Regions from separate parts of the Mus musculus genome. Here all the other regions are linked to region 3. Evidence: chromatin contacts called from ENCODE Hi-C or POLR2A ChIA-PET data. All regions are on one chromosome and are shown on one strand. Each heading gives the region's core, a stretch centred on a gene start or an enhancer-like site at or near the end of the contact. The rest is flanking DNA. Distances are from core to core; before and after follow the strand shown. Region 1 has its middle 240 kb from the start of Tns3. Region 2 overlaps Tns3 (tensin 3). Region 3 overlaps Tns3 (tensin 3).

Evidence for each region. Hi-C counts contacts between places; a loop is a spot of excess contacts on that map. ChIA-PET counts read pairs that join two places held with the same protein, here RNA polymerase II (POLR2A).
Region 1: POLR2A ChIA-PET joins it to region 3 with 16 read pairs in Patski. The contact joins two enhancer-like sites. A Hi-C loop is called at or near these places in 1 of 37 maps with a recorded cell type or tissue (gastrocnemius). POLR2A ChIA-PET finds 5 or more read pairs at or near these places in 2 of 5 experiments (Patski and embryonic stem cell).
Region 2: a loop to region 3 is called in a map of gastrocnemius, with 5 times the contacts of the local background. The contact joins two enhancer-like sites. A Hi-C loop is called at or near these places in 4 of 37 maps with a recorded cell type or tissue (gastrocnemius and heart). POLR2A ChIA-PET finds 5 or more read pairs at or near these places in 2 of 5 experiments (both embryonic stem cell).

Annotation. Positions count from the first base shown.
Region 1 is chr11:8,421,899-8,425,778 of GRCm38, reverse strand. No RefSeq gene overlaps it. Among named protein-coding and RNA genes, the nearest start is that of Tns3, 240 kb to the left of the region's middle. Within about 2 kb of position 1,323, at least 1 of the 3 ENCODE cell types and tissues checked has a DNase peak (open chromatin) inside an H3K27ac peak, as active enhancers do.
Region 2 is chr11:8,521,763-8,525,661 of GRCm38, reverse strand. All of the region lies in intron 13 of Tns3 (tensin 3), which reads left to right. Among named protein-coding and RNA genes, the nearest start is that of Tns3, 140 kb to the left of the region's middle. Within about 2 kb of position 1,792, at least 3 of the 3 ENCODE cell types and tissues checked have a DNase peak (open chromatin) inside an H3K27ac peak, as active enhancers do; they include gastrocnemius, where a contact is called at or near this core.
Region 3 is chr11:8,480,013-8,484,160 of GRCm38, reverse strand. The region is part of intron 17 of Tns3 (tensin 3); the gene reads left to right. Among named protein-coding and RNA genes, the nearest start is that of Tns3, 180 kb to the left of the region's middle. Within about 2 kb of position 2,300, at least 1 of the 3 ENCODE cell types and tissues checked has a DNase peak (open chromatin) inside an H3K27ac peak, as active enhancers do; it is gastrocnemius, where a contact is called at or near this core.

The DNA of each region.
Region 1 (3,880 bases), core at 74-2,573, 57 kb after region 3:
TTACAGCGATGACTGGATGTAGCCTGGGCTGGGCTGGGCACCACGGAGGCCTACCACCCCAATCCATTCGTTACTCACCCCACATACTGGATTCATTGTGCTCCCTCAGTGTTGTATGGGGCCTGAGATGAACCTCTTATTTGTAAACACTTCAGACAGCCATTTAAAGAGTCTTAGAAACATCTACCACCATTTCATGAGGTACAGAGACTTCACAGTCTCAGTAACTCCTTAACTTAAGGGTAAGGAAGCTTGCGGCTGTCCACTTCTTACTGGACGAGCCCTCAAGCCTGGCACGTAAGGAGGCCAGGTCTAAATTCCAGGGCTACCTAGACAAGTGAGCTCATCTTTTATCCATCTGCTGTGTTGCCTGGCCAGCATTTCCCTCTTCGTGCAGGACTGGCTCATCAGTGCAATGAAGCTACTTTTCCAGCCTGTTATGCAGGGCAAAGATGGATAGGAAGAGTGTCACTGTGTCACTAAAAGCTTCCCCACTTTGACAAAGAGCATCCAGACCCTTGCTCTGTGCATGCGTCTTTGTAGGGCAGATACTGGAGAACCAGAGGCTCAGCAGTTTCATGCCCCGTGCCAGGTCTCCTGGGTTCTGACTCTACACTGAGTAGATTAGGTCTGCAGAGCAGACTCGAGCTAAGTGCCTGCTGTTTGCTAAGTGCAGTGCATCACTATGGTTGGTTGGTTTATGTGTCCAAGCTGCCACCCGCTGAGATGAGTCCCAGGAATCATTAGCCTGGGCACACACGTGTATGTTTCCCCTCCATCTGGGTGAGGATATGACCTCAAATTCTAAGTCAACAAGAATTTCCTCTGTGCTCTGAGCTGATAAATCTCTAACCTCCTGCAGTGACAACGGGCTTATGATTAGCTTTCTACAGGTTCAGTGGCCCTGCCGGCTTTTAACGGTTTGAAAACAGCAAATTGGCCTTGGCTTCTAAGGCATAAGTAGTGTGGTGGTCATGCTCACTGAGTAGCTTGCTTCTCAGTCTGTCTTGGCAGTGGCCCAGTCTCCGTTCATAGACCATGAAGTTTAGGGTTGTGCCTTGGCCACCAGCAAAAGGAAAAACACAAAGAATGTGTTGTTTCACACCACCGAATGTGTTGTTTCACATTCGGTGCTTTCTACATCCTGCCTTCTCAGGACAACCAACAATGCAGCAGAGGAGGCTGCAGGAACTCAGTCCCTGCCTCTTTGTGCATGCACGCTTCCCGGGCTTCCCCCAAAGTGCAGGCTGCCTTCTAATGCCAAGAATCAAGCAAAACCTCCATTACCAGTGTGCTCTCCTCCCTCTGCCCCCAGCTTTGTGCTGCGTGGAGCCAGCCAGTTGTTGAGAATTCAGTGAGGTGATCCTGCCCCCTAGTGGCTATCATAGCTTCCTACAGCAGGGTGTCTTTATAATCTGTAAATTGTTGCCAGCTTAAAAGGGAGGATGAGTGTAATGGCAAATATTAGTCCCCTTAGAAAAGTGGCTCTCAACCTGATGGTCACAACCCTTTTCACAGGTGTCGCATATCAGATATTCTGCATATCAGGTATTTACATTAGGACTCATAACAGCAGCTAAATTACAATTATGAAGTAGTAAGGAAAAGAATTTTATGGTTGGAGTGGGGTCACCATAAGATGAAGAACTGTATTAAAAGATAGCAGCACTGGGAAGGTTAAGAGTCACTGCCTTAGAGGATAAAAGTATAGTTACTGAAGCCCTGTTGCTTATGGCCTGGGTTGGACCTGAACTTCATGGTAGACCCTGGACTTAGAGCTCCCTAGTTATTGACAACTGCAGGCCTCAGCCCTCCCGTTAGTCCCAGATGAAACCTGACGGGGCGTGTGGAAGCCAGGAAGACAATCAAATGAGTGGGGGGAATGTTTCCAACAAGTGGTGTTATCACCCCAACTATGGCAGGAGTTGCAAAAAGTCCAACATTCAGACTGAAAACCTGAGGTCGGTCTCATAAGTAGTGTCACAAATAATCCAGTATCATCCATGCCCCCAGAACAGAGGTAGCCGACACGAGCCAGCACATAAAGCACTGTCCTCGTGTTTTCATGTTTCCTTGGATGTCCCCTGGGAGCTGAAACAGGTTCTGTGGAGGTTTCTAAGGGAAGGAGAGAGGGTGCTGTTCTTTGTCTGTTACATGTGAATATGCTCTAGCAGTTTAACCTTGTGGGTAGAATGCTAGCTCTGTCTGCCATGACATATGTGTATGTATGTATGTATGTATGTATGTATGTATGTGTATGTGTGTGTATGTGTGTGTATGTATAGTTTCTGACCCCCTTGTGTATTCCCATTTCCTCTTCATTACCTCTGCAGAAGCATAGTTCTCTGGGTATTTGTGTGTGTGTGTGTGTGTGTGTGTGTGTGTGTGTGTGTGTGTGTATGTGTGTGTGTGTTTCTGCATCTGGAGACCAGACAAAAGCGCCTTCTCTGTGGAATAGTGGGCCTGCTCTAAAACCATGGCGAGAGTGAACTGTGAATACTCTAACACTTTACACTTGTGAGTAAAATGGTTGCTATGCCGCCCGACTTCCATAGACATCCCCTGTGAAGGAGACCTTTAACAGCGCGATGAGCTCCGGAGGCCTTGGGGATGGTGACATCTGTTGAAGCTCTCCCCCCTGCTGACAGCCTAGCAGGGATTATGGTCCCGAGCAGGCCATTTTTGGGGGACCTATGCTTTTAACTCAGCTGAAAACAAATTTTATCCACAGATGCTTTTCCAGTTGGTGTTGGTTTAAGAAACAAGAGGAATGTGTGTATAGATGGATGGGTCCTGGAAAGCAGCTCTGCAGCCTTTAATTGTGTATGGTGTGTCCGCTAAAAACACAGCTCTGTCCTTGGAAGGAAAGGAGACCATTTATTCCAAGCCTAATATGAGTGACCATTGGCTGGGAACATGGATCCAGGTGGCTTCAGATAGTAAGTTCCAACCTAGAACTGCTATATGAGCTGCTATAGCCACGTATCAGAAGAAGTTATTATTATTATTTTTGATTGACTATTTATTTTTTAAATTTTTATTATTATTATTTTTTAATTAGGTGTTTTCTTCATTTACATTTCCAATGCTACCCCGAAAGTCACCCAAACCCTCCCCCCCAACTCCCCTCCCTCCCACACTCCCACTTCTTGGCCCTGGCGTTCCCCTGTACTGAGGCAGATAAAGTTTGCAAGACCAATGGGCCTCTCTTTCCACTGATGGCTGACTAGGCCATCTTCTGATACATATGCAGCTAGAGATATGAGCTCTGGGGGTACTGGTTAGTTCATATTGTTGTTCCACTATAGCCTTGCAGACCCCTTTAGCTCCTTGGGTACTTTCTCTAGCTCCTCCATTGGGGGCCCTGTGTTCCATCCAATAGCTGACTGTGAGCATCCACTTCTGTGTTTGCTAGGCCCCAGCATAGCCTCGCAAGAGACAGCTATATCTGGGTCCTTTCAGCAAAATCTTGCTAGTGTGTGCAATGGTGTCAGTGTTTGGGGCCTGATTATGAGAAGAAGTTATTATTCAAGGTGTTTTTTTTAAAAAAATCACAGATGGGATTAGCAGGGCAGCAAATCAGGGAGATCTCTTGTCGCGTCCCACTCGACCAGCAAGAAAGACTCAACCACCGGTTCTTCTTTAAGCAGTTTACTCAGGCAGCTACTTTCTTCAAATCCCCCCAGCCTCTCTAGTTACAAGTGTTTTTCTCCACTCCAGCCACAACCACGCCCCCACCAATCACCACAGGTCACATCACCTCACCAGGCAGGCTTGCTCAGCCAATCAGGGATTAAGGGTGGGCCATCCACCAAACATGGGCTTGTTTACTACCTGGAACAGACTTCCATCCTGCTGACCAGGAAGTCCAGAATGGCTC
Region 2 (3,899 bases), core at 543-3,042, 42 kb before region 3:
GAAATCTGACAGCACTTTTAGTCCATTGTAATCCGACAGAATGGCCACGATCAAAGGACACTCACCCCAGACTGGGTGGCTTGTGAAAGAATTTCTGTTCTCTTGTTCTTGTGGGGCTTGAAGTCTGTATAAGGACAGGGTAATTAGCAGGGCTGGTCTTTCCTGACCTATGTCATAGGTAGGTGGTCTTACCAGAATCATTTCCCTAAGCTCTAACCTCTCTCCCCCCCCCCCCCCCCCGCCCCCTGGCTTTTTCGAGACAGGGTTTCTCTGTATAGCCCTGGCTGTCCTGGAACTCACTTTGTAGACCAGGCTGGCCTCAAACTCAGAAATCCGCCTGCCTCTGCCTCCCAAGTGCTGGGATTAAAGGCGTGTTCCACCACTGCCCAGCCCCAACCTCTTTTTACAAGGATGCCAGCTATAGTTCACCCAAGCCAACCCTGACGGCCTTATTTAAATGCCCTTCATAAAAGTGTCATCTCAAGTAGAGTCACATTCTGTGGTCCTAGAGCTTTTTGATTTGTGGGTATAAAAAGGCATCGGCTAGCCCGCAGTGAGTGTATTCTAGAATGTGTGGTATGATTGACAGTTGGCTGTTGGTGACTGGACACCTTTGCTGGGGTTTCTCACTGGCCATCACTGGTGTTCATGTTCCTAAAGTGGCTGGCATAGGAAGTTAGTAGAGACAAGCTCAGGGCCTGCTCTCGGAGCTTAGACTCACGTGCTCGATTAGCTGAATGGGCAGGCAGGGAGCTAACTGAGTTGACAGACTGGTGTGTGCACAAAGATGAGCTGAAGTCTTGTTATAATAGAATAGACCCTTTTCCCTAGTTAGGTGCAAACGGCAATGGCTTAGCTTTCGACTGTGCTCAGCCCAGAGGGTGCAAGATCAGGAGTCCCAGTCAACTCTCAGATCCTAGTCTGTGGAGCCCGCCTTGTGCCACAGCTCAGAAGCCCCACGCTGCTGGTCCCACTTCGAGAGTTTAGGAAAGAGAAGATGCTGGAACATGCTCTATGCTGGCAGTGCTCCCACGACAGTGAGTGAGCCGAGCTATCACCGATCCTGTGTCCTGGGCTTTGGCAACTCTGGATTTACCCCACATTTCTCCTCTACAACCTTGCCTAGCTCAAAGGAACCTGCGGGCCTCCTTTGCTTCTGCCTGTAACCACCTGGCATGTTGTGCTGTGTGTGCAGTGTACAAGCCCGAAGGCTGCAGGTAGGGAAATGTGTTAGGCTCAGGTATGCTGGTGGTTACATTTCTCACAAGAGATCTGGCAGCCACTGTGACTTGGAAAGGACCCTGCAAGGGACAGAAAATGTGTCTAGATTTACCTCCCAGTGTCTGCCCTGTCACTGGTCCTCTGTGTGAGGAAGCTGCCCTTGGGGTGTAATGGTGGAATGCTGCTTCCAGACCATCTTACTGCTTCTAAAGAGGCACTTTGTCCCCTTAAGCCAATCAGAATCCTCCTTCATTTCAGTGACTGTTACCTTGTGTGCAGACCTGCTGCTCTTTTTCTGCACTGAGACAGGTAGCAGAGATAAAAAGGAGCAGGTTCCGAAGAGGGAATGGCCTAGTAAGTGCCTGGGAAACTCCTGAGAAACAGAGCTCTCTATTATATCTTTTGGCTGGTGACCAGCAGGTGGCGCTGTGACTGGAGACAGCAAAACTGACATTGATATATCTGCCTCTGACCTTTCTTAGTGGACTGCTCCTGTCTTTACAAAGCGCTTTTCACAGAAGGTCAGATTTTGTGATCCTGCTTCAGAGTCCGCTGTGGTCAGGTGCAAGGCCCTTCCCCGGGGAGGTTCCCTGCAGCTTATATAACCTGCTCAGGAATTCACGCTGCTGCAGGCCCGCCAGGAACCTGGCAGAGAGCCTGGGGCTTGAGCCAGCTTGCCCCCTCCCCGTCTCAGCACTTGGTCCAGAGCTTGTAAACATCTTTCCATCTGGCATGCTCCATCTTGCTGCCCTGCCTGGGCAAACCACAGCCACTTGTACTTTGTCTTTATGGTTGCTGGCTTTGTGACCAGTGACTGGGCTTGTGAGTACAGGTGAAACCGCCTTAAGAAGTTGCACAAATAGCACTGGTGTTTGTTGTTTCTAACAGTGGGCACTTGTGTGTGACCAGTGAAAGGTAGGATTGTGTCCCCAAGCTGCCCCAGCATAGGCCCTGGGAATGGATCTCTGTTGTATCTGTGACTGTAATCTTTTGTGATTTTCTGTTTGTTTGTTTGTTTGTTTTTTCTTTGTTATGCTGTGGACTGAGAACTAGGTCAGGTCTTCATCCATGCTGTCATCCGGCACTGTACCTCAGTTGTGTTTTTGTTGCGACCCATATCTGCTCACCCTTTCCTTGCTTTTTGTTCGTGACTTGACAGTGTTAGGACCCCGGAATCACACTCAGCTGGCATGGAGATCATGGCATTATCCGGGATGGACCAAAGTGGGACTTCCATTTCTCTTGGGGATGTTCGAGTGCTCTGTTCTTAGAGAATGTAAGAGGAACTCTGGGTCTCCCTTGTCTGTGCCTAGCACATCAGGAGGAGAGTGGACACTGACTGTCCTTAAGAGCTGACTCACCCAGCTCAGGCACTGTTCTTCCCCAGCCTTCCAAGGGCTGGGACTGCAGCGTGCGCTACACCCTTGGCTTAGGTGCCTGCCTTTACTTAGCTTAAAGACTCAGCTTTTTACCTGGTCCCAGGCTCCATCATCCTAGCATCCAGTTGAAGGTGTAGAGATATCTTTGTGCAAATGTAAGGAAATAAGGTTAGGGCAAGGTTTCCAGACTGTTTACCCAGAGCACAAGTAAAGAAGACCACTCAGACCCTTCCATGGCCCTCGCCACTATCAGCGGGTTTGAGCACCACGATTCCCTTCCTAGAAGCTCACGCTTTTACGTTGATTATTAAATAGTATAACTTGTCCGGTTGTTTACCAGCATGTAGGCATGATTATAGGGCTTGCATGGATACGGACATCTGAAGATGTTCAGCTACCTTATGAAACAGTTAACTGCTTGCATACAACATATGAACATTTCCTACATACTTCAAATAATCTCTAGCTTGCTCATCACACCTGCTAATACAATATAAGCGCCATGTAAATAGTACTCCACAGTGTTTAGGGAATGGCTATGAGAAGAAAGTCTCCATGTGTTCTGAAGTTGATGGAATCTGCAGGTGTGCAGTCTACTGATACGGACAGGCTAGAGTAGATATAATCATGGAGATGTCACAGACAGGTAGATTTGTAAGGCCTCTTAGTACTTAGTAGCTATATATATATATATATATATATATATGCTGTCAAGTAAAGCTGCTGTCCACCTTACAGCGAAGAACGAAAGGTTCCAAGAGGATGAATGCCTCTGGGTAGCGAGTGCTTCTGGTGAGTTGGGGGTCAGTGCAGACGCTCCTTAGGTGGGCTCTATGACAGTCGTCATTCAACACAGTGCTTACCACAAAACTGTGACCATCACATTGACTTGTTTCAAATGACAGTATTCCAGAATCTGACAGCAGAGGATCAGGGTATTTTTAGATACATTCAGTAGAGACGCAAGAAAGTAAGTACATGTTACAGCCAGAGAACCAGAGTGGTTTCAGATTGCCCAGCGATCTTCATGAAATGCTTTCTATCTTTACGAAAGGCCTCTGGGGCCCCTTGTTAAGGCTGTGAGGTCCTTTCTACTCAGCAAGCACAACAGTTCTGATCTTTGACCACTGTGGCTACAAAGATTAAAATTGATACTGATACTCAGTGGTTCATTATTGGACCTTCATGTAGGTGACAGAGGTCACCAGATCAGGGTCTTAGCTAAAAGGACTCTTCTCAAAGTCTGACCTGTTGTATTAATAAGCCTGTTAGGGAGTCCTGAGAGAGGGTAGTGTGGTG
Region 3 (4,148 bases), core at 1,051-3,550:
AATGAGGCCCTCAGTGGAGGGTTGTAATGGCATTCTGTGGAGAACCACATGGTTATAATTGTGGTTGTGTATCTAGGCACTTGGAGGCTGGGATGTTCCCCCTGGTTGCTTCTAATGGGGCCAGAGCTTGGGACCGTGCTGTAGAGGACAGCCAGTGGTCATGTAGCTGCCCATAAGCTGCCTTCCACAGGACTGGTAGGTTTATTTTCGCAGCACAGTGGGCCGTATGCCTCACTGAGGAGAGGATTCTGCCCTGAAGACTCAGTATGGGTGTCATAGCATGGATGCCATGATGTCTCCTGCTCCGTTCTCCTCTCCCTCTTTCCAGATAGGCCAGGTGATACCAAGAAACTCAGTGAGGAAGGGTTTGGTACCATTGTCACGATTAGGACTTTGGTACATTTGAAGAAGTGCAGAATTGCCAAGGAGCATTGTGGGAGATTTATCCTAAAATGTAGTTTTCCAGCTAAGTGGTCTAAACTCCTTCCCCCAAAAACACACTCAGAGTTTCGCAGTAACAATGGGCTATCCTATACTCAGTCCTGCATGGCAACACAGTGCCTGACAATCTTGGTCTGCATCCAATTCGTGTGTGCCCTGTGCTTTGCAAACCTTCCCACAAGACCTCCAGTGTCTCCAGATGAAGCGCTTGAGGGAGTTCACTCTCATGATTTCCCCACTATCATAGTGGCCTTGGTGGGGATGCCCCCTAGCCTGGCTGTCTTTGCCCTACTCCCACACTGCCCACACAGCTGCCTGGCCTTGGAGTGCTATAGGACTCTGTCCCTATCTGTATTCTCAGTCATTTAGCCTCAGCTTCCCAGTCTCTCTGAGGTTCAGTGCCCTCCAGAGACTCATGGTAGTCTCAGCTCCTGTTTTGCTTGACAAGGTCTGTGGTCCTGGGCAGTGCCCAGAGGGTGTGCCCACATATCAGCGCAAGGACTTGGGGGGTAGCAGGAACGGGGAAATAGGGACTCAGGTCCCAAGCTCTAGCCTGGAGTCCAGTGGGTCCTTTGGGTTAGGTGTAAGGATGATCCCGTGCAAAGACAAATGAATGCTCAGAGGTACTGATAACAGTTGGTGGGCTGTGGGGCGTCCAGTCAGTGCTGCCACTTGGTTTTTCTGGTTGCCCCTCCTCCATAGGGGGCCTGGCTGCATGGAGAGTTCCTGGAACAAGACTCATTGGCATAATGACAGGCCAATACTCCGTGTTCCCGTAGGCCTTAAGTGTCCTGGTGCATTCTGAGCTTCCTGAGCTTTTGAAAGTGCCAGGGGCTGGTTCAGGTTTCCTCTTCACTGGCAGGGATCCTGCTGGAAGTAGGTGTAGCTCCCCACAGCAACTGGGCCCCAGCAGGTACTGGTGGGAAGGGAGCCAACTGGGCCCCAGCAGGCACAGGTGGGCCTGCCACAGTTATAGGAGAGGCCCTGTGCCTGTAAAGGTTCCCTTGAGCTTGATTTGGTCCCTGTTTCCCTTGGGTGTTCTCAGAACCCAGAAGGGATTGGTGTGAGTGTGAGGCTGCCCAGAACCCAGAGAGGGCTCCTTCAGCCCAGCCCAGCTTCTCTTGCATATCAAACCAGCGTCAGTCGTGTCCTTAGAGAATCCACCAGCATCCCCTGCTCCCATGAAGTCTTTTTGTTTTATTTTGTTTTTCCTCCTTTCCTGGTTTCTTCTGGAAAGTGAGAAATAAATATTGCTGTGGCTACCCGTATGGCATGAATTATATGCAGTGTTCAGAGAGTAGGGTTTACCTACTTCCTCCTTGACCCAACAGTTATTTTGCTATTCAGATTGCCCACGCTCATCAAGTCAGCTTTACCCTGGCAATCTGAAGTCAATAGTGTAAACCCATGCTCTGCCGTTTCTGCAGATGTGGAACAGCAGCCGTGATGCAGCCCCCGACTCCCATCCCTAGCCCCTGGAGTCCTGCTAGGAGATTGCAGATAAGATAGCCCCAGGGACACCCCCTGAGCAGGGGAGGACAAAGGGTGGTACATAGCGGTGGCTGTGTGTGCAGGTGGATTTATGTTAATGAAGAGTGTAACCTAGTGAGCATCAAGGATTTATTACTCTGCAGATGCTCACACATTGAGCCTAGAGTGGAAAAATAAACAAAAAGCCATGTGTCTTCCTCACAGTATGGCACTGTTCCCAGGGAAGGGAGGGTCGGGAACCTGTGTTTGGCAAAGGGAGGCTACCCTCTGGCTCCTGCCCTCCTGTCTCTCACCCACTCCCAAGACACCCAGTCCTCATTGGGATGGACATGAGAGCTGAGATCTAGGCATGATCGCAGGGATCGGCACCATGCCTGGGCACGTGGCTACCTCCACATCTATCTTCTGTAAGGAATCCAAGCCCCAGAGAGGCAGCAGTGCAGAGACGCCATGCTTTCTGTTTCAGTCTTTCTAAAGGGGGCGACCAGCTTGGCAGGCACCAGAGATAGTACATGACACCCATAGAGAAATGTCCCTGTGGCAGCCAGCCTCCTTCCAGATCTCAAGATAACTAGGGTGTGAGTAGAAATGTCTGCTTGCTTCTGTGTCTTTCCTATCTGGGAACAGTGGCTAAGAGGCCCTGGCGTGGTGAGAGGTGTCAGGCTGAAATGGAGGTGCCTATGGTTTTCTGTGGGTAGTCCCTAGCCCACCTTTCTTCTGAGGCTCTGGTGTCTATGTCTGAAAACATAAAAGATACAGACAAAGGAACCAGAACTTTGCTAAGAGATAGTATCTTCTAGAAATGTCAGAGAAGTCATACTCGAACTCTTATCAGCATGGTGGCCTAAACATGACCTGGCCAGGTAATGCCAGTAGACATGTTAACATGGATAGGGAGAGCTCAGGAGGTCTCAGCCCTGCACAGAGAACTGCAGGCAGCTGAGGGTTGCTGAGAGCAGAGAGAAAGTCACCAGGAAAAAGCATGGAAATGCTTATCAGATAGCAAATGGTCAGCCCTGAAAATATATAAATACAAGTTAACATATGGACTAAGCAGGTTGTTCTATGTATTTAGGAATATGTGTGTGTGTATGTATATACTATATGCACATGTATTATATATCAGCAGTTAAAGAAAAAGGGACCATGGATTTGAATAAGAACAAAGTGTAGGAAGGGGGAAATGATATAATTATAGTATAGTTTTTAAGAATAAAATTATGAAAAAGAATTGTAGTTTGAAAGCTTGAAAAAGATGGAGACATCCATAGAAGATATAAGCCCTTGTCTGGAATTCCACATCCCAGAGATTGGATTTTGAATATTTTGGTGCCATTGTCTTCTTTCTTTGGTACCCTAAAGCATTTGCCATTGCACCTCTGACACTGATACATGGCTGTTTACTGATTTGCTGAGTGATGCAGAGTGAACTCTCAGCTCCGAAACTGGGCTGCTGCTCACCACTTCAGTGATGAGTGGATTATGGACCTTTCATGAAGAAAGGCCTGCTTGCTCAGCAGTCTCCATGGGTACTCCTACTCTTTCTGACCTGTCTTCTTTGTCACCATTGCTGGGGCGGATGCAGGCACCTTGGATCTAAGGCTGCTGCTGTCCCCTAAGACTTTCTCTCACTAAGCCTTGTTAGTCCTGCTGTGTCCGACTTCCATCCCAGGACCACACATCTTGAGAGTTAGGATGGCCGCCTGTCTCTCTGAGAGTGAATTTTGGTGACCTTGTGTGAAGTCTCCTCCCTGTGCAGCAGACACTTTACAGATGGGGCCATCTCCTCAGCCCCCATTTAGTTACTGTTCTTGAGATAGCTTCTCAGCACCTAGTCCAGACTGACTTTGAACCCACGGTGGCCCTGCTTCATGGAGTCACATGCTCGCCCCTCCATATTTGTAGGGATTTTGTGTTTTTAGCTTAAGCCTAGACTGCCAACAAATCCTCCTTTGTTATGAAAGACTGCATTGTGACTTGAAACATTATCACCTTTGTAGGCTGCTGCAGGTAACCCCTATTGCCCAATTTTAAGAATTCCCTGGAAGAAAGTTTAAAAAGCTAACCAGCTAGCCAAGACCTATTTTTCTGCCCAACAAGACGATCAGGCTTGGCTAAGAGCAGGAACCAGGTACCCCTGGGTCAGGAGTAAATGCCTGTGGAGATTCTGGCACTGGGTTGTTAAATGTTCATTCTTAGTGTTCCCCCATGTGAAG